4 separate regions of the Homo sapiens genome follow, and regions 2, 3 and 4 are each linked to region 1. Evidence: chromatin loops called from intact Hi-C (ENCODE). Cell type or tissue: IMR-90. All regions are shown on one strand. Each heading gives the region's core, and the rest is flanking DNA. Links, peaks and the distances in the headings are about the cores only. Region 1 has its middle 61 kb from the start of CD36. Region 2 has its middle 300 kb from the start of HGF. Region 3 has its middle 340 kb from the start of SEMA3C. Region 4 has its middle 310 kb from the start of HGF.

Evidence for each region. A loop is a pair of places that touch in the nucleus more often than their neighbours do. Peaks named below come from ENCODE experiments on the same cell type or tissue, not always from the same donor. Only the 100,000 strongest peaks of a DNase experiment are listed, where the experiment ranks them.
Region 2: it touches region 1 in a loop (7-fold over the local background); 84 of 110 quality-filtered maps call a loop at or near these places.
Region 3: it touches region 1 in a loop (12-fold over the local background); 46 of 110 quality-filtered maps call a loop at or near these places.
Region 4: it touches region 1 in a loop (7-fold over the local background); 62 of 110 quality-filtered maps call a loop at or near these places.

Annotation. Positions count from the first base shown.
Region 1 is chr7:80,695,535-80,703,275 of GRCh38, forward strand. No RefSeq gene overlaps it. Among named protein-coding and RNA genes, the nearest start is that of CD36, 61 kb to the left of the region's middle. In IMR-90, for the core only: a CTCF peak has its summit at 3,700 (motif pointing right); a DNase peak (open chromatin) is centred at 3,707; H3K27ac peaks cover 399 bases.
Region 2 is chr7:81,466,496-81,474,236 of GRCh38, forward strand. No RefSeq gene overlaps it. Among named protein-coding and RNA genes, the nearest start is that of HGF, 300 kb to the right of the region's middle. In IMR-90, for the core only: a CTCF peak has its summit at 3,710; a DNase peak (open chromatin) is centred at 3,716.
Region 3 is chr7:81,253,226-81,260,966 of GRCh38, forward strand. No RefSeq gene overlaps it. Among named protein-coding and RNA genes, the nearest start is that of SEMA3C, 340 kb to the left of the region's middle. In IMR-90, for the core only: a CTCF peak has its summit at 3,981 (motif pointing left); no DNase peak of the experiment used is centred there.
Region 4 is chr7:81,453,405-81,461,145 of GRCh38, forward strand. No RefSeq gene overlaps it. Among named protein-coding and RNA genes, the nearest start is that of HGF, 310 kb to the right of the region's middle. In IMR-90, for the core only: a CTCF peak has its summit at 4,672 (motif pointing left); no DNase peak of the experiment used is centred there.

The sequences.
Region 1 (7,741 bases), core at 1,717-6,716:
TCATAAGTTGTCATTAAATACACAATATAAAAAGATGTAAATTTTGACATTAAAAACAAATTGTGATGGGACGGAAAAAAGTCTAGAGCTTTTATGTTCAACAGAAATTAAGATGTTATCTGCTTTAAAAAGTAGATTATAAGGACGGGTGTGGTGGCTCACACCTGTAATCTGAGCACTTTGGGAGGCTGATGCAGGCAGACCACCTGAGGTCACAAGTTCAAGACCAGCCTGCCCAACATGGTGAAACCCCACCTCTACTAAAAATAAAGTTAGCTGGGTGTCGTGGCATGCACCTGTAATCCCAGCTACTTGGGAGGCTGAGGCACAAGAATCACTTGAGCCCTGAAGGCGCAGGTTGCAGTAAGCTGAGATCATGCCATTGCACTCCAGCCTGGGTAACAAGAGCAAGACTCAGTCTCAAAAAAAAAAAAAAAGTAGATTATAACTACAAGATTTTATACATAAGCCTACTGGTATCCACAAAAAAAATAAAAGATAGCAGATATACAAATGATAACTAGAAAAATCATAGCTTAACACTTCAGAAAATTATCAAATCACAAATCACAAGAAAGGAACAAAAAATCTGTAAAACAAAATCAAATTTTAAAATGTCAGTAAGCCTTTACCTATTAATAATAACATTGACTGTAAATGGATTAAAATCTCTAATCAATAGAGTAGATAAATAAATTTTAAAAAGATCCAGTTATATGTTGTCTACAAGATATCCACTTAAGATTTAAGAACTCACATAGCCTGAAAGTAAAAGGATGGAAGAAAATATTTCATGAACATGATAATCAAAAGAAAGCAAGAGCGGCTATATTTACATCTGAAAAAAAAAATTCAAGTAAAAAACTTTTGCAAGAGACAAAGATGGTTATGATTTAATGATAAAGGGTCAATTCATCTAGAAGACACTCTCAGTGTATGTACATGCCACAATTAAGCACCTACAGACATAAAGCCAATATTAATGGACATGAAGGTAGAAACAGATACAATACCATAATAGTAGGGGAATTTATTATCTCACGTTCATCAATGGATATATAAACAAGACAGAAACTTAAGGAAATACTGGACTTAAATTGTACTTTTGATTAAATAGACCTCACAGGCATACAGAGCTTTCCATCCAACAGCTGCAGAATATCCACTTTTCTCCAGTGCACATGGATCATCCTCCAGACCAGATCACACAGTCCACAAGACAAGTCTTAACAAATTTAAGAAGATTTAAATTATATCTAGCATCATCTCAGACCACAATGGTAAGGAACTAAAAATCAGTAACATGAGGAATCTTGGAAAAGTCAAAAAATATGTAGAAATTAAAGAACATGCTCCTGAACAACCAATGGATCAAAGAAGAAATCAAAAAGGAAATTTATAAATATCTTGAGACAAACAATAGAAATATAACATATAAAAACCTATGGGATACCAGCGAAAGTAGTTTTAAAAGGGAAGTTTATAGTAATATATGCTTACATTAAAAAAAGATTCCAAATAAATAGCCTAGCCTTACACTTCAAGGAACTAGAAAAAGAACTAAACACCAAATTTGCAGAATAAAGAAAATTTTAAAAATCAGAATAAAAATAAATAGGAATGGAAAAGCCATAGAAAGAATTGATAAAACTAGGAGTTTGTTTTTCGAAAACAAATTGACAACCATTAGCTAGTCTAGAAAAAAATAGAGAGAGAGACAGAAAACAAAACAGTGGTTACTTCCACTGTAGGGTGTGAATAGAAAGAAGGAAATACAGAGATGTAGGTCAGAGGATACAAAGTAGCAGATACTTAGGATGAACAAATCTAGAGAACTAATGCACAACATGAAGACAATGGGAAATAAAGTTGTACTGTGTTTAAGGGATTCATGCTATGAGATTTTTATCATTCTTGCCACAAAACAAAAATGGGTAACTCTGAAATGAAGAATGTTAATTTACTTTACTGTAATAACACTTTTACTATGTATATGTATCCCATAAGATCATGCTATATAACTTAAATATATAAAATAAACTTTTAAAAATAGCAGAAGGGGACATCAGAGAGGAAGTGAGAGCATTTTATGCTTGGTTAACTAAGGTAAAGAGTTAAAAATAATTCCTTTATGACAGCACCTCTCATTCGTTATGAGAATGTGCTGAGAATCTCCATGAAGAAGCTATGTTATGCAATATTTTTCAAACATATTTTTGCAGAGCAACTTGCAGGACTGGTGTTCTGCAGGGCAGACTTTGGGAAATGGTCCTCCAGACAAATTATAGTCCATACGCCATATGTAAGGGGGGAAGTGCTATTAAAGAGCAGAAGACCAACAGACAGGAGCTTCAAATTTAGTCCTGTCGATAATTTTCTTATTGGACTTTATTGCTTCATCTATAAATTGAAGGAACTGAGCTAAACAAAGTGTTTTGATCTTGAAAATTCTAAATATTTTAAAAAGCTTGAGCTAGTTATAATACACTGTCATAGAAAGTTTTCCCTAAACAAATAAAATTGTATTGTTGCTCTGGAAAGGCACTGATTATATTTTCAAGTCTGAAATTATTCAAGACATTTTAATATTTTGCATATAAGATTTATTTTGAAATTTGTCCTCTCACTTGAGACGTTTTGCCCTATTTAAGCTTCTGTTCAGATTAAAATTGAAACTCTCCTCCAATATTACACGACTGGCTTTTGATATCCTGGGCTCAACTGATGCTTCTCAAACTTTAATGGACATCCTATCACCTGCGTATGTGGTCAGAATGCAGATTCTGATTCCATAGGTCTAGAATACTGTCAGATTCTGCACTGGCCACAAACTCCCAGGTGATCATGCTGCTGTGGGTCTGCACCATAACACCAACCTGAGTTTTAATTCATTTTCTACAACTGCTCATCACTATGAGATTGATCAAGTCAATAAATATTTCTGTGCCTCTGTTTACTCATTGTCAAATAGTGATAGCACACTTGCTTTAATGGCCTCACAAAGCTATTGTGAAGAGGAATTAGATTTTATGTGATGATCTACTAAAATTTATAAACATATCCACGTTGTTCTTTTTTCTTTTTTTTTAAACACAAATTCAATGGTTCACTCAATGGGCATTTTCAAATCTTTTTTCGCATGACATATGTGATATATGTCATTATTTTCTGATTTTTTAACATAATTATGTCACCCTAGTAACTCACTGATCCATAGGAATGCTCTGATTAGGGGTTTGGAATAGTTAGATGTGGGGGAATAAAGGGAAAATATAGATGTTTAAAAATCATAGTGATTTTTACTGTATTAAATAAATACTGTATTTTACTATACTATAAATACTTTACTATAATAAAGGTAGAGTCAAAAATTTCATTGCTGAAAGTGACTTCACTTGTGCTATCCCATATGTAAATGACTTCAGTGTGTGATAGAGAAAACAAAGTTTTTAAAAGATAATTTTCCTAGGAAAAGATAATTGTCCTAGGTCACACAGCATGTTAGTCAAGAACAAGCTTGTACCAAATTCAGGATGACAGAAAACTTACTAATTTTTGAGAAAAGAAAACATCTGCCACATAAACGTGCTTAAATAAGGTGAAGATGAAGACTTTGATTATATTTCAGAAACAGTTTGGACAACCTGATGCAGGGAATACGATTTTAACATGTAATTTGTGAAAATTCCACTAGATGGCAGATGAAATCCAATGTTAGATACAGGAGCGTGACAAGGAGGAAAAATGGAAACGCTATTTCTTTATTGAAAGACTGGGCCTCTGACTTTGGCACATTTATTCAGTGTATTAATATAGTGCCTATCACTGATTTAACATATAGAGATATGCTTCATATAAAATATTTCCTACACATTTTTTAAATTGAACTAATGGCATGGCTACATACGCATGTTACTAAATGGGAAATTGTTCAATATAGTGAGAAAGCATGAAAAAAGACTTGAGTCCTGGTCATAGTTTTGACACTAAATAAAGAAGTGACCTTGAGTAAGTTATCTCACTTGTCTGAATCTCATCTTCTCACCCATAAAATGTAGACAATAAATAATAATGCACTACTAATTTGTAGGGCAGTTGAGGTTGTATGGAAATTGGCTTTATAAACTACAAAGCACAACACAAGTGTTGGTTACTGTTATTTCAAAGCCCCTTTTCCCTTTCTTGACTGAGGCGGTGGGACTGTGAGCCTCAAATCAGGTAAGCCCTCCTTCACCAACCTTCCACTCTGCTAAGCCCTCTCAGTGCCCTCAAGCTCCGGGAATCAAAATCTTTCACTCATTCTGGCTAGTGTTTATTTTGGCTCCTATATGCCTTTGGACTTCTGCAAGTTTCTCTGCTCTGGTTAAAACAGTCTGCTGTTCTATTACTGTGTGTCACAAGGACTTTCATTCCCTCTGTGGGTTAAAGTGTCACTTGGTGCTCATGGGAGAAAGATGGGGAAACTTCTTCATTTTGCTGGAGTCACTTAATTTTCAAATCTATGTGACAGAAGCCGCATAGTGTCCTACTTGTTCCTTCATACTTCCTCTGCCCTTCTAGGATTTTTAACAGCAAGTTTATGCCTCTCTGCTGGTACAGTCTAAATTCCAGTAATTCAAAGATTCATCAACAGTCCAAACTCTGTTTATATCTCCATGAATACTATTGCAAACCACATCCCAGCAATAACGTTTAGTTTAAGATTCAAATTAATGACTACAGTCTGAGACTACATAGAATATCTATTGCAGGCAACACTTGAAGAAAATTTGTGCTATCCCATATTTAAGAGGGGATAGCATGTGACTTGTCAGATCTGTAGCTGCTTAACAGAATCGCTGTAGAATATTTCCCAACGAAGGGTGTATCCAAGGCTTATTATTGGGGGATAATTCGTCACATCCATTAATCAGAGGTTGATCTAGAGACTGCATGCAGAAATAGTGAGAGTCTTGGATGATCTATGTAAAAACATATCTGCCACTTACAGGCTGTTAGAAAGGTGTGTTCTATTGTGGAAACTTTCCCCCTTCCTTTTGCTAAGAATTGTTCACAATGCAACTTAAGATCCTCAACTGTGAACATTATTATAAACACATACTTGCCCTCATTTTTGAGGGGGTGAAGTTGATCCACTGTGATTTCTCTCTGGTAGCATGCCATTCCCAGTTTTCCAGGAGTGACCCTGTATTCAAGCTTTCCACTTTTTCCTACCCATCAAATTCTACCTCCTGAACTTGAATTTACACTGAAGCATAAATACCTGATAATTTCAGAGTAAATTAATTACTTCTACCAAAGCTTTTCACATTTCAAAGCAATCAGAACCGGAAAAGGCAGGAAGAAAGGTAGAGGTTTTAACTGGCCTATAAGGCCCCTAAAATTCCTGCTGCCCTCCCTCCCACCTCCCCCAGTCCTACCCCACCATACACAGAAGACTGAGGTTTCCTAGCATCTTCTATTCATCTATATATAAACACATTAAATTTATTTTTGTTACTAAATGGTGACAAATAATTAGACAGAGTTGCAAGAAACCGAACGATTATGTTTGGAATGATTCAGTCTGAAACATAGGCCATGCTTGTACACTTAACTTTAATGGCTTCAGGAACACATCAAGGATATAAGTAGCCAGCCTTCAGAGCAGAGGCAAATGGGCTACAAATAAAGGCCCATATGATTTTCAACTGCACACAGTGCCCCATAAAATTTAGGACACTACAGCCGGGCGCAGTGGCTCAACCTGCAATCCCAGCACTTTGGGTGGCCGAGGTGGGCGGATCACGAGGTCAGGAGATCGAGGCCATCCTGGCTAACAAGGTGAAACCCTGTCTCTACTAAAAATACAAAAAATTAGCCGGTGTGGTGGCGGGCGCCTGTAGTCCCAGCTACTCGGGTGGCTGAGGCAGGAGAATTGTTTGAACCCGGAAGGTGGAGGTTGCAGTGAGCAGAGATCGTGCCGCTGCACTCCAGCCTGGGCGACAGTACAAGACTCCATTTCAAAAAAAAAGTTAGGGCACTCCATATAACAAACTGTGCTTTTAATTGAAAACTCTGAAGTTGAAAATGGTAAGAACAGATCATCTAAAATGCAAGGGCTAATATGTTATTAAACAGCTTTTCCCTTGAGCAACCCTAGAATGAATGGCAGCAGAATCATTTACATAGAGTGAGCAATAGAGAAGAGGCTAGGTCTTGAATATAGGTGGTTATATATTAATAACCTTGTCTATTACAATACTACTTTCAAGCTCAAGTTAGAGAAATGCTTTGGGAATACTCTTAAGTTTAGCAGGGTCTAAAGCAACATAGAATGGGGCTTCTAATAAGTTGAGAGAGAACCTTGGCATATTCTGCTCACCCCTCTTAACATCATTGTTTGGAGACTGAAGGACAGCTGTCATCCTGTCAGGACCATGCCCAAAGAGCCCACAAGTTTCACCCTGTAACTCACAGAGCAAACAGGCTACCCTGTCAGCAATTTCTCAGATTGCTTTTCATCCACCAGCAGGCTTATTTTCATGTATTGCCATCTAAATCTCTCCAATTTTGTGTCAGTGCAGAAAGTATTATCCTTTTTATCTAAGGTTAATTCTTCCACCTAAGCAAATGAGTGTGCTAAAATATTTTCTATCCTTAAACTAAAACAAAAATCCCTCTGCTATTGGAATTCTAGGCAAGTGGTCATAACCACCACTATCATTCTTATGTGGAAAGGATGTTTCTATCTTGCCACCCTCCTCACCCCCTACACCACAGTCTATTCTCAACCCAGCAGTGAGTGTCCCTGTTAAAATATTGTTCCATGTCACTCCTCTGCCTAAAACCCTAACTCAGGGTATAAGCCAAAGTTCACAAAATGTCCTTCAAGATCACAGGTAATTGGTCCACCTTCCACCTTTAACTCTGATCTTACTTTCTATTCCTTTCCCTGTCCATCACTCAGTTCCAGATTCCCTGATAAATTTGTCCAGTCTTGCATATGCCAGGCACACTCCCACTGCGTGGTCTTTGTGTTAGCTTTGCCCCCTGCCCAAAGGGAAGATCTACATTACTATATATACTCATGGCTTTCTTCTTCATCCCATTCAACTTTTTTGCTTAAAACTAACCTTCCCAGGCTGGACGCAGTGGCTCATGCCTGTAATCCCAAAACTTTGGGAGGCTGAGGCGAGGGGATCAACTGAGGTTGGGAGTTTGAGACGAGCCTGACCAACATGGAGAAACCCTGTCTGTTAAAAATACAAAATTAGCCAGGCATGGTGGTACATGCCTGTAATCCCAGCTACTCGGGAGGCTGAGGTAGGAGAATCACTTGAACCTGGGAGGCGAGGTTGCAGTGAGCTGAGATCTCACCATTTCACTCCAGCCTGGGCAACAAGAGCAAAACTCTGTCTCAAAAATAAATAAATAAATAAATAAATAAATAAATAAATAAATAAATAACCTTCCCATGAGGTCATCCCTAATCACTATTAAATTTGCATTCTACCTCAAGTCCACCCTTTCCTCTTTTTTCTGCTTGTGCTTATCTCCCAACAAGGTGTGCGCTCACGCTCTCTCTCTCCCTCTCTCTCTCAATAGATAGATAGATAGATAGATAGATAGATAGATAGATAGATACAAGTTTGCATGCAATTAAGAATTGTGTTTATGTGCTTGTATATGCAGAAAGAGAGGGAGGAAGAACAAGAGAACAGACATTTTAGTCTATTTGTATATAAGACCCAGCTCCTAT
Region 2 (7,741 bases), core at 1,713-6,712, 770 kb after region 1:
TGATGGTAGTTTCTTTTGCTGTGCAGAAGCTCTTTAGTTTAATTAGATATCATTAGTCACAACTATATTAGCCACAACTAATGAACCAATATTAATACATTGTCATAAATAGAAGTCTACACTTCATTCAGATTTCCTTCCTTTCTATCTAATATCCATTTTCAGTCCCAGAATTCCATCCAGCATTCAATATTAAATTTAGTTGTCATGTTCTTGGAAGCATATTTCAACTCTTATTTTTCAACTTTTTCAATATCTATTAAAACAAAATTTTTGATCTTTCAGAATAACATTCTAAAATATTTTTACAATTATTTTAACATTTGAATGGTACTTTAAAATAATTTTATATACCTTTAAAGTTAATTTAAAAAAATCTCACTAAAATTTATAAAAACAATTATATGATGATACATAATTAAATATGGTATGGATCACATCATGTTATTGGAATATTTGGAAAGCATAAGGTAACAAAAGAAATCTCTGTAAACTCCCACTGCCAAGACGTAATAATTTGAAAATTTTCATTATAGTTCTTGTTTTGCTTTTATCTAGGTATCTATTTTTTTAAAAAAATACAAATCACATTGCGTTTAGTTTTCTTTTTCCTACTTAAAATGTAGACTATTTGCAAAAAGCACTTTCTTTGTTACAAAAATATTCTACTCCTATATAAGCCTTTATCTTAAAACTCATTTCCCTACTGGTAATTTAAGTCTGTTTCAAATTTTTCTCTTTATATGTAATTTCTAACTGAATTTTTTGACAATAAATATGTATCTCATTTTCAGACTTCTTTGGGAGCTTTGCGTTTATTTATCATTTGCCACTTTTCAAACAGAATTTGCAAGTGCACCAAAAATGCATATAATACATTTAGTACTTATTCTATGATAAAGTGTTAAGGTAGATTACTTGAAATAAATTACTCCATTAAGTAACATAATCATTGTAAACCTTTTGATAACCATTTGCAAGTTCCAGAAAAGTTTTACTGAAAAGTACTGTGTGAAAGTGTTTTCTCAGAAACCTCACCAACGCTGGATGTTTTCCTTAAGAAAAGTTAGTTTGTTAAATAAAAATATTACCTTTTGTATACTTGAAATAGAAATTGAAATATTGAAATATTTTTAAATATTTCTAGTCATTAGAAGCCCTTTTATAAACTACTAATTTATATCCTTTATCCACTTATCTATTATAATGCTGGGGGCTTATCATACCAATCTGAATTAGTTCCAAATAAATTAAAGTTATTAAAATCTTTAATATATTTTGTGTTCATATTAAAATAAATTCAGTTGTTCAGACACATTGAAAACATTAAATGTTTATGTACTCAAAATATTAGTTTTTATCTGTAAAATCTCCTGTGGCTTTTAAGGTTAAAATGTATTTAGTTTTCATTTACAAATAAATATGATGTTTCATTTATTTTATTTTATCTGTAGTAAATGTTAATCTTCCATGGGCCCTGAGCTCCCTCTACTTCTTGCCAGTTATGCCAAAAATATAAGGCTTTGACCATTCCTTACCATTTTCTGGGTTGAATTTGCAGCCAGCAATCTTGAATGGTGAGGTAACCTATCCACTCGAAAAGTAGGATTGCCTACTACTTACAATAAAAGCAGTAAATTCCCAAGCTCAGATTCCCAGCTGCAATAAAAAAACACATTGAATGCACAGTATCTCCCTGGACCCTTCCACCCCGCCCCACTGGGACTGAAGGCGGGGGTGGGAGGGAAAAGGAGAACAAACGCAAGTAAGATGATTTTGCTACTTGCTGCATTATGCCTAAATAAAGTCTTTTGTCTCTGATACTGGAATTGTGTGTCTTCTGCAAGCATCCACAACACAGTAACAAGCTAACTTAGTTGGTAAGCAGAATAAAACCCCAGACTCTGGCCATTTTGACAAGCATGAAATGTTGGCACAGACAGAATTTTCTGGGAGGGGAAAGACAAGAGCTGACCTGGACTGGGTTTGAAGCTATAAGACTCCCTAGAATCAGTTAATAAATACTTTTGCCTAGGAGGTGGGTGAGGAATACTAGTAAAGCCCCCTGCTCTTATATCTGTGAATGAATCTGAGCAGCAAGAAATGGGATTGAAATGTCACTTAAATGGCTCATGCTTTTCCAGGTAGGAGGAAGAAGGATGTTTTCATGACAACAGGGAAGTAGGTGGACATATAGCTAAAGGAAATGGTTTCAGCAAGTTGGACTTAGAACTTTAATTGCACAGAAAATATTAAAAGACTGTTGAGCCTGGGAGACCAAGGGTACAGTTCCTTAAAACTGTTAAGTAAATGCTAAGTCTAGTCAAGTCTGGAGCAAAGCTGCTTTCCCCTTCCATGCACTCTTACATGTCCCTCTCTCTCCTTTGTACTGACCTCTCTTGCTTCAGGAAAAAAGGCTGAGTATGCTAAGGAACATTGGGAAGAAGAAGCACTCACAATTTTATAGCTATGTTGAATACAGGCACACAAGTCACTATTCTAGTTGAGTTCCTCGAGAGGGTATGCTAAACATAGAGGTGGCCATAGGGCCAAGAATTTTGGGGAGGAACCATAAAGGGAGGAAGGTGGAGTGGCAGAAAAGGGTCCCCAGACTCAAGTCTGGAGATGCACTTGAGAGGAGAAAATGCTTAACCTGAAGCTGCAGACTGTAGGGAAGAAAACATCATTTCTCTTCTCTCCCTTTTTAGATTCTTAGTTGAGACACTCTCCTGAAAACTAACATCAAATTAATAAATGAAAAACAAGCAGAAGCTTATTAACAAATGCTGTACCCATCATTTGGAGAAGCCTCAGTTCAAAAGTATTTCTCTCAGAAAGCACTGGCTTGGGCCTTGATTAAATAGCATTTCAACAAAGAGGCATAAATCCTATAGAGTGACAAGACAAAAAAAAAAAAAAAGAGCAGTTGTAGTCTTTTAAAAAGTGAAAAAATGTGGGAAGACAGTAAATCTGTTTCCAGATTTTTCTGGTGCCTGCTGGTGCCTTCTCTGGCCTGATAAGTGCTGTCTACAGTAAGGAAGGATTGATGTCTGGCCATCAGGCAAACAGAGGTTGAGGCAGAGTGCTTTCTTGCGTCCTTGATGTTTTTAACTTAACAATCCTCAATATTTCAGGGAAAAATACTTGTATTTCCTTCAGGACAGAGAAAGAAAAATAATTTCCTCTATGACCTCTTCCCACATCTTAGTCCCTCGTGGCCTTACTTCCCTGATTCCTGTACTTTTGTGTTACAGAATAGTATAATCTCCCAGTGGCTGTGGCTAGAGCCCCTGACCAGTATAGTTAAACACTTTGGTCTATGTGCTTGAGAAGGAAAAATGTACTTGGACTCAACTAATAGATTTGGGCAAATTGCAGTGGAAAAGGAAAATTAAAGCGACCTCAGGGAGGGGAGGGGGCAGCCTTTGGGGCTATTCAATGTACTGTTGTAGTTTCCACTATTGGATGTATAATTGGAATTAATGTGCTATGTGCTTGTACTGTAAGTGCTCATAAAGTCTAGAGTTAATTTTTCTGTGCAGGTACTGCGCAATGTAGAGTGGTGATTCCTGTCTCCCCCTATGTGGTCCAGCAAAAACAGAATAGAATCCAGGAGGAAGGAGGAAAGAAGAAAATCACAGCTTTCGTGATCATTTAGCTGACAGTTGCTGTGGGAACACTAGGAGTGGCAACTTCCCAGTACAAGGGCGCCACCTGCCTGAAGCAAGTAAATTCCTTCTAAACGGAAGAGAGTTTTTGTCCTGCTGAAACTGAGCAGCTGCAAGCTGGAAGTTTTGAGTCCTCCCATATTAGGGTGGATCAATCAGACTCCATGACTGACAAGAGACCAGCAAGCCTTGCTGATCAAATGAAATGGTATAGTTGGCTTGGCCCTGGTGGCATCTCGGTTTTACATGAAGTGGTTGCACCTACCCTTTTAGGGGAAATTTTATTTCTCATTCTGCTGTCTGAATCAAAGCTGCAAGCTCAATGGAGGCCTTGATTTACAGAGTTTCCTCTAAAGGCTTGGACCTGATTCCCTGATGATTCAGCTGAGTTAATAGCTGATAGTGTCCACTGGGTGGCATCCCCAGTCTTTCCCCGATAATAACTCTGGAAGACCAACTGCAGTAAGTTTCAGAACGAGGGGCTGAATTGAAAGCCATCATCACATCACCGTTGCCTTAGATAATACTTTTAAAGACTATATAATACTTTTAAATAATAATTTTAAAGACAAAATGTTCGATTTTGACTCTCTCTTAGACAATTGCCAATAGCATACCCAACTGCACTGCCACTTGGAAAACTGGCGAACTGTGGCAATAAGCCACAGCTGCCTATCAGATGTTTGAGTTGCTTAAATACCCATGCTAATAACCTGTTCTCTGATAAGACTGGCTGAAATCCAGCTCCGAATAAAACCTGCACTGCCTAGATGACCATGACTGCCAACTAGCTGCAGCATTAAACCGCACATGACAATTCATCCAACATTAGAGACTGCGCACAAAAATAGACTTTATGTTTTGATAAGTTACTGTTGCTTATCAGACTTTTGACTCCTGCTGAAAGATAGCCATTTGTCCAGTGGTAAAGAAGGCCACAGGATGTAGAGCCTATAGTGACCCCACCTGCTCCTGACAGATTGACTACATTGGACTTTTGACCTCCTCTCAGGGTTATCAATGATGCCACACTCATTGCTGTTGACATGTTATCAAGTTACATTATTGCTCTTCTCGTCCAATTGGCCAATTCCAGCCACACTACTATGGCCCTTGAAACTAATCTGTGTCACCTTTTCAGGTTTCCAGGCCATTTGCAGTCAGAAAATACAGTGTCTTTTATCACAAAAGCCAGTTAACAATGGACCAGTAGTCAAGAAATGTCATAGATATTCCACATTCCCTACCTTCCATAGACATCTGGTATTACCAAATGGGGAAACAGCCTCCTCAAAATTCAGCTCAAAAATTTCTGACTCTATCTCCCTCTTCCCCTACAAGTCCCTATACTTAATAAGGCAGTTTGGGCATGAAATAGTCATCTTTTTGAATGGATCATCTCCTCTTAGCCATTTCCTGAGTAATGATCAGGACAAATGGAGTGAATGGTTATATAGACCTATATTAAAGATTCAGGTTCTGCACTGACAGTACTTGGGTTTGATGCCTTCTTCATTCCCTTGACAACCACCCCTTAGGGTTGGTAAATCTCTGGGTGGAAGCTGAGACAAAAAGGGGTTTGAGCACTCAAACTTAATTCTAATTGAGCTATTTTGATTATTGGAACAAAATAAATATCATGACCACTTTTGTGAGCTACCTCGTCTTCCTGCATTGAGTCTCCCTTAGTGACCCATGCAGGCCAAGTTGGGAGATATAATAGATATAATGCCCTTGTCCTACATGTGCCTGACCCTTCTAGATAAAGATCTGGGTGAGAATCGGGGATGACTGGAGAAAAGTTGAATGTATAGCCATTGAAATGGAACATGTGGATTTTTTAGTAGTGGAGGAAGAAAAACCCTGGCACATAGGGAACACCTCAGCTCCAGGAGACTCAGGAAAGAGCAGAACAATTAATGGTCCCTTTTCCCCATAGGTCTAGCACCACAGTGTGGTTAATCAAGAGGCAACTACACTTGACAATCTGAGTCAGTGCTGTGTTTGTCCAGAGCATCCAAGTGCTATGAAAACAGAAAAACTCATATGTATATGGTTTGTCCTCTACCACTCTGCTGTTCTTGATGCCCTAATAGCAGCTCTGGAACATGGAGCCTCATTATGTATAAACAAACCTATGGATCTGCACAAACTTGTCTTAATTTTCCGAATGCTACAAATCCATATGTTTCTCCTGAGGCCCAATCAGCCTTGGATAACACCATGTATGATCATCATGACTGAAGATCTTCGGTGATTCTGCCTATTTACTTACCCAAATCAATGTTATGTGATCCAAGTCAAGTTTAACAGCAAATCCTGAACTGGAATAACCAGTGCCCCTTCATGTAATGTTTGTATACTGGGGAGATTGGCAGTGGAATGTCTCTGGGGGGTGGCTTTTTGGCCCATCTATTGCTTGCTGTAATTATTGACAATGACAGCAAAGATCAACAAGTCAGTCTTAAGTCCCTTGCAGGGCTCTCCATGTGCTGAAATTTATATCATATTCTGTATCCCTTCATCTAAGGCTTTACAGTATGAGCCTTATTGTTTCCAGGTGTAACACTTGTATCTTAAAAACAAAAAACAAAAAACAAAAAATGATACAATTTCAAATCTACTGTTTTCAGAAATCTAATTTGAAAATAATAGTTGAACACTTAATCTTTTGTTCTACCACAGTATTCCCTGTCCTGAGAAATTAAGTAAACGTTTCAAGAAGTAAAGTACATCACATCACTGATTCATTGATGGAGCACTGCAGGGCAAAATGATTTACTGAGATTTTTTAAAAGGGGTGAGTTTTCTCTCTTCTGTCAGTATTGATTAGATTTTCAGAGGGAACCTCTCCTTCAGAACAACTAAGACAGGTTTTTGAGCGACTTCTATCTTCAAGCAACCCATTAAAAGGATTAAGGGAGATAAGAGTAGGGATCTGGGGACTGGGTAATAGGATAACACTCAGGGTATATGTGCCCAGAAGCACAACTATCCAGGCACTGGGGTCCTGGACCCTGCACCAGCAGTAAAAATGGAAGCTTAGTATACAACATGTGCAGCATAAAAAATCAAATTCAGTAGATAAAATTCCTTTGGGAAAACTGATTAACAATATGATGACAAAGTTGCTTCTTTACCTCTTACCTTTGAGAAAGTTATTCCAAGATTGTTCAAAATCAAATGAGAGATAAATGATAAGTAAAATAAATAAAAGAGGAAGTACTTTTTAAACATGTCAGAAACCACGAACCAGGCCAGGCACGGTGGCTCACATCTGTAGTCCCAGCACTTTGGAAGGCCGAGGTGGGCAGATTGCTGAGGCCAGGATTTCAAGAACAGCCTGGCAAACATGTTGAAACCCTGTCTCTACTAAAAAAAAAAAAAAAAAAAAAAATACAAAAATTAGCCGGGAATGGTGATGTGTGCCTGTAATCCCAGTTACCTGGGAGGCTGAGGCACGGGAATCGCTTGAACCCAGAAGGCGGAGGTTGCAGTGAGCCAAGACTGTGCCACTGCACTCCAGCCCAGGTAACAGAGTGAGACTCTGTCTCAAAAAAAAAAAAAAAATGCACAGATGTGCAAAGACTGTTAAAGATTATTGCCAGAATCGAGTTAATTCGACATGGGTATCTAGAATATAAGGTGAAGTACTGAAGATCAATATAAAAATTTTAAAACCTAATTGGAAAAATATGGATGAAAATATAAATCCATTTTTCATGGAAGAGAAAATAAGGATTGCCAAGAAGTATGTTTAGGGTGCTCAACTTCACCGGTAATGAGAAAAATGAAAGTAAAGAAACAATGAAAAATCACTCGATACACATTATGTAGGCAATGAATACAATACTGGTTAAGCCAATGTTTATGAGGATGAAGTGTAAACTTGGGAACATTCTAGAGTGCAGTCTTGAATTAAAGTTGTGTATATCCCATGGTCCTGTAATATCTCTTCTAAAAAAGGTTTCACCAGAGAAATTCTTGGATAGATGCATTAAAAGGCATGTATAGACACTTTATTCAGTATGGTGTGTGTTTAATTGCAGGATCTGTTGCTGTCTATTACTAGG
Region 3 (7,741 bases), core at 1,089-6,088, 560 kb after region 1:
GAAATTCTAAATATGGTCATGTTTAATCCCAAGATTTGGAACCACCCAAAAATAATTTTCTAATAACATAATCCCCAATTATGCCAATAGAAAATAAGAGACTATCCACCATTATCTTGAGTTCAAGATTAGTGCAACCATATTTTTAAAGAATATTTATGAAAGATGAGAGAGCAACATTTAAGGATAAGTAAAACCTCCAAAAAGTAAGTATTCACTAATCAAATTAGATAAAATTTTGAAAAGATTTGGATATCTTTGAAGTTCAGTTAGAGACCTAATTTCGTGCATGCAGAAGTCCACTGGTAGACTAGGTTAACCGGTAACAAAGAGGTAAGGCTTTAAAAGCCTTCTGTTCCTTCCCATTCAAAAAAGTGTATTAAAAATTCTTAGGTCCGGAGTGGTGGCTCACACCTGTAATCCCAGCACTTTGAGAGGCCGAGGTGGGCGGATCAAGAGGTCAAGAGATTGAGACCATCCTGGCCAACATGGTGAAACCCTGTCTCTTCTAAAAAATAAAAAAATTAGCTGGGCGTGGTGGCAGGTACCTGTAGTCCCAGCTACTGGGGAGGCTGAGGCAGGAGAATCGCTTGAACCTGGGAGGTGGAGGTTGCAGTGAGCAGAGATTGTGCCATTGCACTCCAGACTGATGACAGAGTGAGACTCCATCTCAAAAGTAAATAAATAAATAAATAAATAATTCTTTACTTTGACACTCTTGCTATTGCTCTTACTAACCTTTAAGTTCTTAAGTAAGTCAAACTAATTTTTCTTCTCAAATAATTAACTTCTGAGCTGTCTGCCTTGAATACTTTATTCTCTTCTCTTGGCTAATCTTACTCTTCCTTCAAAACTCTATGTACTCCACCATTATAATCCTTTAATATACAATTTAGTCCATAACATAACTTATTTGCATTTTTGAGTATTTGTTTCACTGACAAGACAGACATAATATCTACTTGGGAGTAAAAACGTATTTTGTCGATCCCTATTTTTTCAACCACTTGGCACTATACTAGGCACATAAATAAATAATAAATATTTGATAAATTTAAACAAATGAAGTAAAGATATATGGTTACCATACTAGGAATTGCTTATTATCTTCCAATATCCACTTCACTTTATCCTTTAGTACAGAATAACTTGAAGTTTTGTTATGCAAGTAATTACCAAGCTGAAGACGTTCCCAGACTCATAGTAACTAAGTGTGTCCACATGACTAAGTTCTGGCCAATGACATATGAACAGTAAAGCTATAACTTCTGGATTCAGCCCTTAAAATAAAAGAACATGTCCTCCCCTTGCCCATTTTATCTTCCCAGTGGCTGAGATCTCTATGTGGTAGTGAGAGCTGTCAAAGCCTTTTTGGAACAGAACATTTTGAGGATGGTAGAGCAAAAAGGGGAAGGACCTGAGCTTGTTGATACTGTGCAGTTGGTATCAGGTATGGGCTACTTCCCTCAGATTTTGAAAGGAAAGACAAATGTATTTTCCTTAAGCTATTGTGTTCGTCTATTTTGTGCTGCTGCAACAGAATATCTAGGACTGGCTAATTTATAGTGAACAGAAATTTATTTGGCTCATGGTTCTGGAGACTGGGAAGTCCAAGATTGAAGGCTCACATTGGGCAAGGCCTTCTTGCTGCATTATCTCATGGTGGAAGGGCAGCAGGGCAAGAAAGGATGAGAGAAGGTGAGAGGGAGAAACAGAGGGAGAGAGACAGAGACAGAGGGAGAGAGACAGAGACAGAGAGAGAGAGCGAGAGGCAAACTCATTATTTTATCAGAAACCCACCCCTGATATAACAAAACCACTCCTACAATGATGGTATAAATTCATCTCATGACCTAATCACCACTTAAAGGTCTCACCTCAACACAATTGCACTTGGGATTAAGTTACCAACACATAAGCTTTGGAAGACACATTTAAACCTTAGCCACTATTATAATATCTGCATTGTTTTTATGGTAGCGGAAACCTATATCCTAATGAATACTTTATGTTGGGCAATATTTCAAACCTTGTTATAAACAATTACTATATACAAAGAAATGCAATATGGATATTGGATTGTTTAAAGGAAAACGTGGCAATAGGAAAATAACTTTCTAAAACACAAAGCAAAATATGTTTCAAAGGAAGTGTGGCAGAATTTTAGAAAATTTTGAGGATAGTCCAAATGTTCCTGAGTTTTGGCTCTTTTTTGTTAATGATCTGCGTAAGTGATCTGGACATGGAGACCAGCTGCAACGATGTTTAATTAGATGATATGCAAAGATGAAGGCTGTAGTAGTAAATGCAAAGGCAAAGTGAATAAGGGGTTAGAGTCTTGGTGGTAGAAAAATTACTTCATGCATGTGGGAAAAGACTAAACAAAAAAGAACAAGATTTAAAATAAACCTGGATTTAAAATACAAATGAAACAAATTTTAAAAATTATTGAACTATCTTCTTAAATTTAAATAATCAATATATTGAAATTATATTATCTCATATATTACAAAATAAAGCTACTGTGGTATAATTAATAAATTATTATTTTTGCATGTGCATATCTCTTTGAGAATATGCTGATTTGACTGGCAGATGTTACACTGGTATGTAAGATAATTTCACTAATGGATATAACATTTTGACCATATTTAGAAAAGGGAATGTTTTGTGAAAAACTTGACACAAGACACCAACACAATGGGAAAATCTGAATGAGTTGTAGCTATCAGGTAGCATTCTTTTTCAGTGTTTGTTTTAAATAATAAGATGTATGAGGGAAGAAGATTTGGGTTCCTATAATTGATTGCTTTGATAATTGTGCTAAAGTCCTTTTAATGTTGTTTACTTCTAAATATGTTTCAATATCATTTTTCCAGAAATAACATGGAATGCTTTTCATTATTTGAGCATTAACAAATGTCAATACTTTCATAATATCTCTACTTTTGTCTCTACCCAGGACCTCCCAAATATCTAGTTCTTAAATGGTGTGTTTATGACAATAAATGGTGTGTATTAGTTTATTTTCTAAGTTCATATGCTGAGATTCTATGAATCTGTTTGAAGCAAACATTACTGAGGTGCCTAAATATATGCTATAAATGCATCTCACTCTAATTGCTGTAACAAGTTTAAAGTGTTTAACATCTAGAGTTGCTAGAAACACACTTCTCACTGGAGCAAACTTTTATCCTGCCAGCCACCACTAAGGTTGCCAGGGTTAGCAAAAAAAAGGACACACATCTAAACTTGATTTTCACATAAACAATGAATAACTTAAAATCCTAAGTATATCCCATGCAGTATTTTCCCCATATATTTTTAAAATATTTGATTTTATCTAAAATTCAAATTTAGCTAGAAATCCTGTATTGTATCTGGCAACAGTATCACTCATCCCACAAAGGCATGATCATGAAAGAGTTTGCCCACAGGAACTTTCAGGTGAAGGGGGACCAAGGACTGATTCCAAATGGCAGTCCATAGTGCGTCAATCTGAAATAAGAGATTAAATACTCATTGGAAGAACAACTCTTATTAGGCTTTTGGCTTCTGGGTTCAGACTAAATATTTGTTCCAACTCTTCTGAAAATAATTTTAAGAGGTTTTTTTAAAGGGATCAAAAGGTGTATCAGAAAGCAAGGAACTACTGAATCTCTTAAGATCAGATAGAGAGTTCAATGTCACCAGAGGTTAAGACCCAACCGTTTTACTGCCCTGCTGTTCCTCTACCCTTCCCCGCAACCCCATCTCCATTCCTCTGCTTTTGAGGAGGTTGGGGGCTGTGGGGAGAAGGAGCTACCAATGTATAGTGGGTGTAACTACTGTCTGCATACTCACAGGCTAGAAGGACATGAATTAGAGTCAGCTACTAGCAAGACGAGGGCTCCTGGTGAAACACGCTTTATACGCTGAAGAGTGTGAATTGGGAAGTCGGAATATGGTAAAAACCCGTTCAGCCTTGGTCCTAGGCCGCTAGCCCCCTCTGGTGCCTCACAAAAGAAAACAAAAATCCTCTAAAGAAACATTTATTTTCATCCTCGAACTGTGTCTCAAAGTAATTTTTCAAACACTAGCTAGCAAGCAATCAAATATAACAACCACCATAAAGAAGACACAAGCCAGGATCAGCAAATACAGTAGAAAACAGAAACACACCTCCAATAATTCCAGATATTGCAATTACATTATTAGATACAGGTTGTATACAACAACAAAAACCTATGCTTTCCATTGAATATTGTGAATAGTGCTGCAGTATATACAACAGAATACTATTTATTGATGAAAGAGAACAAAATCCTGTCACTTGCAACAACATGGATGTACCTGGAGGACCTTGTGATAGGTGAAATAAGCCTGGCACAAAAAGACAAATGCAACATGATCTCGCTCATAAATGAAGTCTAAAAAAGTTGATCTCCTCAAATTAGAAAATAGAATGGTGGTTACCAGAGGCTAGAGTAGTTAGTGGGGAGGAAGGAATGGGGAGATAATGGTCAAAAGATTGTTTGACCAACATCTAAACATTTTACTTTACAATCTCCTAATGTAAAGCGATGTTGAGAACATTTTCATCAAACTTATTTGTCATCTCTATATTACCTTTGGTGACATGTCTGCTCAGATTTTTTTAATTTAAATTAATAGATTTTGTATATTCTTTAATTGGGTTGTTTACTTATTGTTGAGTTTTAAGTGTTATTTATATATTTTGAATACAATAACTTTATCAAACATGTATTTTTTTCCCAGTCTGTGGGTTATTCTTTCCTTTCCTTAACAATGTCTTTTATAGGTAAATTTTAATTTTAATCCAGTCCAGTTTGTAAATTTCTTTTCATAGACCATGTTTTTGGTATGGTGCCTATAAATGTATCAACATACTTAAGGTCATCTAGATTTTCTCTTGTATTTCTTTTAGAACTTATACTTCTGTGGGATTTTTTTGTTTTCATTTTTGCCTGTTTTTTTTTTTTTTGTATATGAATGTCAACTTATTCCAGTACTATTTGTTGACAAAAAGTATCTTTTTTTAAAAAAATTGCTTTTTCTCGTTTGTCCAAAATGAATTGACTATACTTCTGCAGGTCTATTTCTGGGTTCTTTATTCTTTTTCTTTGAACTATGGGTCTATTTTCTCACCATCAGTACTGTGCTGTCTTGTAGTACCTTTATAGTAAGTCTTCAAGTTGCATGGTGTGAGTCCTGCAGTTTTGTTCTTCTTCAGTATTTTCTTGGCTATTCAGGCTCTTTCATCTTCCAAATGAACTCTACAATCAGTTAGTCAATATTTATAAAATAGCTATAAATGTCAAATAGCTCCAGTTGACTGATAGTGCTGATTAGGTTAACTGTGTCTTTACTGATTATCTGCCTGCTTGAACTATCAATTATTTAAAAGGAAGCTTGAATACTCTATAATAGTAATTTTTCCTATGTCTCCTTTTAGTTATATAAATTTTGCCTGACATATTTTGACACTCTTTCATTAGCTATATACATGATAAAGACAACTATGCCAACTTGTAGAATTGATGCATCATTACATGATGCCCCTCCTAATCCATGATAATATTTCTTGTTCTGAAGTGTTCTCTGTCTAAAATTAATATAGCTACTCAAGCTTCCTTTAGATTAGTGTTAGCATATCATGTCTTTCTCCACACATCTATTATTGAAATAGCAGTCTTTATATTTAAAGTGGGTTTCTTGTAGACAACATATAACTGGGTCTTGTTTTTTATCCACTCCGATAATCATTGTCTTTAATTGGTAGATTTATACCTTTCATATTTAAAGTGATTATTAATTATTTAGATTTATATCAATCATGTTTGTAACTGTTTTCTATTTATTGCATTTGTTTTTTGTTCATTTTTCCTGCCTCCTCTGCCTTTAATTGAGCATTTCATAAAATTCGATTTTATCTCCTCTCTTAGAATATTAGTTGTCTTAGTCTGCTTGTGTTGCTAAAGGAATACCTGAAGCTGGGTAATTTATAAAGAAAATAGGTTTATCTGGCTCATGGCCCTGCAGGCTGTATAAGAAGCAAGTCACCAGCATCTGCTTCTGATGAAACCCTCAGACTGCTTGCACTCATGACAAAAGGGGAGGGAAGCCACCATGTACAGAGATCACAGAGTGAGAGAGAAGAAACCAGGAGAGGGGATTTCCAGGCCTTTTAAAACAACCAGCTCTTATGGGAACTAACAGAATAAGAATTCATTCATACCCCCAGCAATAAAGAGCATTAATATATTCATGAGAAACTCACCCCTATGACCCAAATACCTCCCACTAGATCCCACCTCCAACACTGGGGATCAAATTTCAACATGAGGTTTGGAGGTTCAAGTATCTGAACTATAGCATCAGTTATACTTCTTTTAAAAATATCTTTATGATTGCCCTAGAGTTTGCACTATACATTTTTAACTAATCTAAGTTCACCTTCAAATAACACTATACCACTTCACGTATAGTGCATGTACCTTATATTAGAGCATTTCAAATTCCCTTTTCTTATTCCTTATGACATTGCTGAATTCATTTTATTTATCTATGTGCTGTAATCACACTATATATAATTACTATTATCAATGTAAACAGTTCTAATTTTTTTCTTTCCAACTTTTATTTTGGGTTCAGAGTTACATGTGCGGGTTTGCTACATAGGAAAATTGGTTATTACAAGTGTTTGGTGTACAGATTATTTAATCACCCATGTAATTAGCATACCTAGTAGGAATAAACAGTTATATTTTAAAGTGAGAATAAGAAAAATGAAGCATTTTATCTTCATTTATTCTTTCTCTGAAAATCTTCCTTTCTTTATTTAGATGAAAATTTATGCCTATATCACTTTCCTTCTCTTTGAAATACTTCTTTCAACATTTCTTGTAAGGGATATGCTATTGACAAATTCCCGGTTTTTATTTTTTCTAAGAATATCTTCATTTTTCTTCACTTTCAAAAAATAATTTTATTTCATATATAATTCTAGGTTGGCGGGTTTCATTTTTTAATCCTTTAAACATTTCCCTCCACTTTCTTCTAGCTTGCATGCTTTTTGGTGAAAAGTCTGCTGTAATTCTTATGCTTGTTCTTATACAGATAATGTGTTTTTTTCCATCTGGCTTCCTTTAGGATTATCTCTTTGTCTTTCATTTTCTGCAATTAAAACATAATATGCCCAGGTGTAGTTTTTGTTTTTTAAGTGTATTTATGCTTATAGATGTTTTCCAAGCTTCTTGGATCTCTGGTTGTGTGCTTTTAACTATTCTTAGAAAGTTTTTGGCCATTATTACTTTACATATTTATTTTATTTCTTTGTTCTCTCTTCTCCTTCGGGATTTTCCATTACACAAATATTTATCTTTTGAAATTGTACCACAGTTCTGGTTCTTTTCTGTGTTTTTATTCTTTTTTCCATTTTAATTTGGGGAGTTTTTATTGATATGTCTTCAAACTTACTGATTCTTTCCTTGATCATGTTCAGTCTACTGATAAATTCATTGAAGACACTCTTAATTTCTGTTACAGCTTTTTTGTTTCTAGCATTTCCTTTGATTCTAAAAGTCTCCATCTTTCTACTTACATTACTTTTCTATGCTTGCATTTGTTGCATTTGGCCTCCTTTTTCTATTAAGGCCCTTAACTATTGATCAAAATTTTTAAAAAGTGTGTTTTATTTTTAGAGCAGTTTTAGGTTCACATCAATATAGAGAAAAAGATA
Region 4 (7,741 bases), core at 1,876-6,875, 760 kb after region 1:
CAATTCTAAAATTCATATAGAACCAAAAAAAGATCCCCCATAGCCAAAGCAAGACTAAGCAAAAATAACAAATCTGGAGATATCACACTACCTGATTTCAAACTATACTGGTTTGGTGACTATAGTCACCAAAACAGCATGGTACTGGTATAAAACTAGGCACATAGAATAATGGAACAAAATAGAGAACTCAGAAATCAACCCAAATGCTTACAGCCAACTGACCTTTGACAAAGCAAAAACATAAAGTGGGGAAAGGACACCCTTTTCAACTAATGGTGCTGCCATAAGTGGCTAGCCACATGTAGGAGAATGAAACTGGATCCTCATCTCTCATCTTATACAAAAATCAACTCAAGATGGATTAAGGACTTAAACTTAAGACCTGAAACTATAAAAATTCTAGATGATAACATTGGAAAAACCCTTCTAAACATTGGCTTAGGCAAGGATTTCATGACCAAGAACCCAAAAGCAAATGCAATAAAAACAAAGATAAATAGCTGAGAGCTAATTAAACTAAAGAGCTTTTTGTATGGCAAAAGGAACAGTCAGCAGAGTAAACAGACAACTCATAGAATGGGAGAAAAATCTTCCCAATCTCTACATCCAACAAAGGACTAATATCCAGTATCTACAATGAACTCAAACAAATCAGTAAGAAAAAAGCAAACAATCCCATCAAAAAGTGGGCTAAGGACATGAATAGACAATTCTCAAAAGAACATACATACAAATGGCCAACAAACATATGAAAAAATGCTCAACATCACTAATGATCAGGGAAATGCAAATCAAAACCACAATGCAATATCACCTTACTACTGCAAGAATGGCTATAATCAAAAAATCAAAAAACAGTAGATGTTGTCATGGATATGGTGAACAGAGAACACTTCTACATTGCTGGTGGGAATGCAAACTAGTACAGCCACTATGGAAAACCGTGTGGTGGTTCCTTAAAGAACTAAAAGTAGAACTACTATTTAATCCTGCAGTCCCACTACTGGGTATCTACCCAGAGGGAAAACAAGTCATTATTTGAAAAAGATACTTTCACATGCATGTTTATAGCAGCACAACTCACAATTGCAAAATCGTGGAACCAACCCAAATGCCCATCAATCAATGAGTGGATAAAGAAACTGTGGTGTATATATATGATGGAATACTACACAGCTACAAAAAAAGAATGAATTAACAGCATTTGCCATGACCTGGATGAGATTGGAGACTATTATTCTAAGTGAAATAACTCAGGAATGGAAAACAAAACATCGTAGGTTCTTACTGATACATGGGATCTAAGCTATGAGGATGCAAAGGCATAAGAATGATAAAATGGACTTTGGGGATTTTGGGGTAAGAGTTGTGGGGGCAAGAGATAAAAGACTACAAGTATAGTGCAGTGTATACTGCTCAGGTGATGGGTGCACCAAAATCTCACAAATCACCACTAAAGAATTTACTCGTGTAACCAAATACCACCTGTACCCCAATAACTTATGGAAAAGCAAACTTAGAAAAAATTAATTAATTAATTTTAAAAAATAGACATACACACAATTTTTTCACCTTTATAAAAATAGAGCAACTATATACAAAACAATATAGTGCATATATCTATATATTTAATGGGTTTTAAATTTATAAATGAGAGTTTGAAATGATATAAAACAAGTTCTTAATTGTGGTTATTTCTGTGGAAAAAAAGTTGGGTGGAAGGAGAGATTTTCCTTATATCTTTAAACAGTCAAGGAGCATGTATTACTTTGATAATAAAGGAACATATATTAACATATATATGTTACATAAATAGAATAAAGAGAGAGACCACCATTAAAATAAAACTTTAGGAACTTTTTAAAAATATGTGGCTTAAAACAAATTAGGGAGTAGGTAAAGATGGAATAACAAGGTAGAAAAATTGCCATTGCTCAGATGAACAACTGCATTCAAATATTGCATAACTAAAGCTATAAATGTATATTTCTATGCTTCTCTGTGTGTATATCACAGTTGTTAATTTCTATCCAATCTGCTTCCCAGTTGTTTCTGGAATCCACCACTGCCTCTCCACCATTACTGTCATTACCCTAGTTGAGTCAAGGAAAAGCAAATTGTCTTTGAGAAAGGTCAAATGTACGGGCATAATTTGCTTAAACCAAATATAGGTTTTAAAATTTAAAATTAACTACCAATTCATATAATTGTAAGATTATTATTTTTGGCTCCCACTATAGGGTTACAAGATCTAGAATACTGCCACATTCCTACAAAGCAATGAGCTTTAGGAATTGAGTAGATGCCATCTCCTTAGATATGATATGTGCTCTCAGTTTTCCATAGTACTTATCAGTCCTGTTTCATTTATTTAAGTAAACTGCCTGACCATTGATATTAACTGGCATAAATGTGTCTCTCCAAAGTATTATGATGGCCTCTGTGATGGTTAATATTGAATGTCAACTTCATTGGATTGAAGGATGCAAAGTTTTGTTCCTGGTGTGTCTGTGAGGGTGTTGCCAAAGGAGATTAATATTTGAGTCAGTGGACTGGTAGAGGCAGACCCACCTTCAGTCTGGTGTGTGTGTGGGGGAGGGGGTGGGGCTGGCACCATCTAATCAGCTGCCAGCATGGCAAGAATAAAGTAGGTAGAAGAGAGTGGAATGAACAGACTTAGTGAGTCTTCCAGCCTTCATCTTTCTCCCATGCCAGATGATTTCTGCCCTTGAACATCACACTCCAAGTTCTTCAGCTTTTGGACTCTTGGTATTACATCAGTGGTTTCCCAGGTGCTCTTGGGCCTTTGGCCACAGACTGAAGGCTGCACTGTTGGCATCCTGTCTTTTGAGGTTTTAGGAATGGAACTGGCTTCCTTGCTCCTCAGCTTGCAGATGGCTTACTGTGGGACTTGTGTGATCGTGTGAGTCAATACTCCTTAGTAAACTCCCCTTCATATACACATCTATCCTATCCTATTAGATCTGTCCCTCTAGAGAACCCTGACTAATACAGCCTCAAAACTGGTCTGGAATTACTCCAAGCTGCCAATCCTATTTCTATTAACCAAAGATAATGTCACTCTTGGGTGTAAATGAGGCACTTACAAACCTGCCATCATTTTTCATCACTTTACTTTCTGTCTTTTTTCTTTGACAGTCTCTCTCTGTCACCCAAGCTGGAGTGCACTGGCACTATCTTGGCTTACTGCAACCTCTGCCCCCTGAATTCAAGCAATTCTCATGCTTCAACCTCCCCAGTAGCTGGCACTACAGGCTCATGCCACCATGCCTAGCTAATCTTTTGTATTTTTAGTGGAGACAGAATCTCACCATGTTGGGCAGTCTGGTCTCAAACTCCTGATCTCAAGCAATCGCCCACCTTGGCTTCCCAAAGTGCTGGGATTACAGGCATGTGTGATCATGCCCAGCCCCTTCGTCACTTTACTTCCCTTGCGTTTCTTGTGCTTTATCTAGAGTTCCTGGTTTCTTTCGTTGCTCCTTCCTAGACTCCAAATACACGTCTCTTATTATTCAGTGAAGCTAGTGTTTACTGAGTACAAGCCACATGCCAGGCTCTGTGCCAGGGACTATGGATATAAAGCTCAGAGGCCAGCAGAAGGATAGAAAATTAAATTATCAATTTCAATAGTTGATGAAAATAGATCACTTAAGAACAACAACTAGCTTTGGCTCCAGAAGGGTAAATCAAAGAAGGCTTCAAGAATGAATTGTTGGAGATAAGTTGGGATATGAGCTGAGTATATGATATTCATAATATGTGGATTGACTTCCTCTTGAGTGATGCCTAGTCAGGTAAATACTAGGTGTAGCTTAAAAAATTAATAGTAAAACAACCATTGGATATTTTTAAATGTGTTTTATTTCCAGAATGTACAACATAGTATATTAACATCATTAAGGCATAAATGTTGTTGAAATTGATAAAGATTCTTTGCTTGACCAAACTTTAGTCAGGCTTCTAGACCTTTTCTTAGCCCCATATATGCACTTACTTCCTTGTAAAATCCAGTTTTAGCAAGAACCCTGTTAAGTCATTTTAGCAAGAATCCCCTGCCTTTAGTATCCGATCACCCTCAATGTCTAATCAGATTCCTCATCCTCCATCCTCCAGGTAAGTTCTAATCACCTTGGCCTGTAATCAGCAAGAATCCTGTTAGATTCGTTTATCAAGAATCCCCCTTACCCCTGATATTTCCTCTTGGAAATTTTCCTTCCCCTGACTCCCACACAGCTCCTTGGCCATAAATTCCCATTTGCCCATACTGCATCCAGAGGTGAGCCCAATCTCTTCTCCCCTACTACAAAATCCCATTGCAATGATTCCTATACCTATCGCATAGATCCTGAATGAAGTTGTCCTTACTGTGCTGTAACAAGTGTCATTGAATGATTTTTATTTTTAATAAGATATATGTAATTACTAATAATCTCTGGTTACTAATAATATAGTTTTTTTTAAAGATTGAATATAACCTATCCATTAATTTGGAAATGACAGACTCTTATGTTGCATGTATAATACACTCATATAAGCTGAAGTTTCAGGTAATAGGAAAAACATGTGTTTGTGTATCTCAAATCCCCAATTACTTCAAAGGCAGCAATAAAAAGTGCCTGGAGAAGGAAGAGTAATGTATACTAGTAAGTTCTATAGCTCCATCTGCTGCTTCATCTTACTATTGCATATTATTAATACTTTTTATAAATACTATGAATTTTATAAAATTCCCATTTTGCATGGAAAAATGTCCTAATTCTACTAAATATTTCATAGAATGTTTAATACCAACGTAGTAATGTGTGGTTAAATATTCTCAAATAATAAGGTAAATCAAGGAAATTGGCACTCATCACTAATCAGAGCCTTCTCAAATGTAAAATATAATATTTTAAAATAAATTAAGATTATATGTATTATATATTGTCATTAATAAAATAGTTATATATTTCATAATATATTATAAATTTATATATAGATGAAACCTATATATTTCATAAATATATGTGCATACATAAATAAGTATATGTACACATTCTTAAGTCAATACATATTGTTCTTTTTAAATTCTATATTATGCCATGCTTTCCAAATGAGAAGAGTAGCTAAAAGAATGAAGAAGGATTTTTTTTTTTCTTTTGAGACAGGGTCTTGTTCTGTCGCACAGGCTGGAGTACAGTTGTGTGATCATGGCTCACTGCAACCTCAGCCTCTGGAGTAGAGTAGCTGGGACCACAGGTGTGTACCACCACACCTGGCTAATTTTCGTGTTTTTCGTAGAGACGGGGTTTCATGTTGCCTAGGCTGATCTCCAACTCATGGTCTCAAGAGATCTGCCTGCCTCGGCCTCCCGAAGTGCTGGGACTATAGGTGTGGGCCACCATGCCCAGCCAGGGATTCTTTATACCTTGAGTATCAGCAATAGCCTCAGAGACAAAAATAGGAGGAAACATGCCAGGTGAAGAGAATTGATTAAGCAAGATGTGGAAAATGGGCATACAAAATATAATTTCAGTAAGTAATTTAGAGCATCTGAAGCATCATTTTCATGTAAAAAATTAGGGAGAAAAAGAGAGAAATGAAGTGACAATGTGTATCTGATGGGTCCTACATATCTAACCAAGGAGTTAGTTCATGTTTATGTGAAAAAAAAGTACTCATATAACCTTTTAGGTGCTGTAACGGATTATGTGTGTGTAATATTATTGGGAGTAAGATTTCTGGAGGCAGTGAGTCCAATTTGTAGGCTATTGAAGGGGCAAATGGAGAAATTATAATATCTAAATGGAGTAGGGTAGCAATGGCCATGAAAATGAAAAAAGTGCTGGATGTTGTGAATTTAAGATCTGTTTCTGCTATTTTTTTTTCTTCTGTGACACTTCTCCTTCCCTAAGGGATTGTCTGATATCAATTTTTAGAGTGGTTGGGTTGGGGGGGATGAAATAATGCGTTGTTATACACAGTATATTACATATGTGTAAGGCATGACATCTTTCATGTTGGCAGATGTTATGCTACAGCTGAAAGAACAAGTTCACTGGAGCTAAGCAGACCTGAATTTGAATCCTCAATATAACTTGGGCATGTTTGTTGACTTTTCTGAGGCTCAGTCTCTTGTCCAGGGAAGGTTTAACTCTACCATTTCCCTACATACATCTCCAAGTCAGGGCTTCCAGACCTTCCCTGTTATCACTAGCCACTCCCCAAGCAGGCTTGGTAGCCAGGATGGGCTCTGTCCTCCCCAGTGGAGGCTATCTCACTCTTCAGAATGTGTCCCGCTATGCAATCTCTCCCTCCACATGCGCCATCCATGTCTTCTTTCTCTTATAATCTCTCTTGTATACTTTGTTCTTACACAGATATTTCAGAATTTATGACTAGGTCAGCACATCATGTTTCCCAATATATGAGTACTTGATTTGTATTAGTTTTTTCTATTTACTTATACACTATTGATTGCATCCTCACCGTAAACAATGACGAAACTAATATATTGTCCTTCCCCCCACCTCTTCCCTCTCTGAACATTCCAATTTTAGTTAATTATGTTGATTGCTTGGTCACCTTTTTAACTTCAATTGTCTCAAATTACTTAATTGATGTTTAACCCTTGCAATAAAACAAAAGGGAAATGATCTCATTCCACTTCTACCTTCCTTCCTTTTTTTCTTATTTATATAATTTGTACATAATCTGGGCTTATAACATTTACAGTCTGTTCTGTATGTATAATCCTAACTTATGTTAGGAAATTGCTATAGTTAAAACGATGTCAATTCTCAATTCACTTCTCTCCATGAAGGAGTAGCCAGGACTGGTGTTGCATACTTATCTTAAAAAAAAATAAAAGAATGAGATGAAATATACAATCTAATTTTTGGTCTGACACATTGGACAACAGACAGCACAGAACAGTGACCCTGAGGGAAAGGGAGCAAGGTCAACCCTGGGATTGCCACAGCTCACTGTCTGGAAACTTCTGTCCACAGTACAGACAGGTGGAATCTAAGCAAAACCTGGTGATCTGGGTTGAAGAGATACCCAGAGTGGAGGTCAATGTGGCTAGAATTTACAGGGCAGGGAAACAGGAGAGAGCAGCCAGAAAAAGGCAGAGCTTAACACCCTTTTGTGAGATTATTTCAGCACAGAACATCATGCTTAGTGGAGGAGCCTTTCAAGCTCATTAAACTATTGCAGAAGTTTTATTAGAATGTAATATAATGATATGTTTGCAAATGCCAGAGCATTTAAATTAGACTTAATATTTAATTTCCTTCCTCTTCTTAATACAATGTTTTATTGAAGGGCTCTAATCAGACAGCTACAACGATAGTAAGAGATTGTATTTTCTGGGAGAATAGACAGTGTGGTACTGACAGATAAAGATAGAAAGAGGAAGTAGAGTTTGAGCACCTGATGGCCAGATGTGGGTGCACTGTGTTAATAAGCCATTTCATCAACATTAACAGCCTTCTGTTATAGAGCAGAAGATTGCTTGAAGTTAGATCATGTAAGGAAGTTTCCTCAAAACACTGAAGCAGATGGAAAGCTGCTTGAATATAACTTCACTAGCTGCACACAGTTGGACATCCTCATTTAGGCAGAAGAAAAGACTTCAGCAGAAAGAAGGGCTCAGGTAGGCATGAACCATGCAGACCTGTCTTACAAAGCATTTGTGAGATCATTTTAAAAAATAAATGCCTAAGATCTTAGTCAT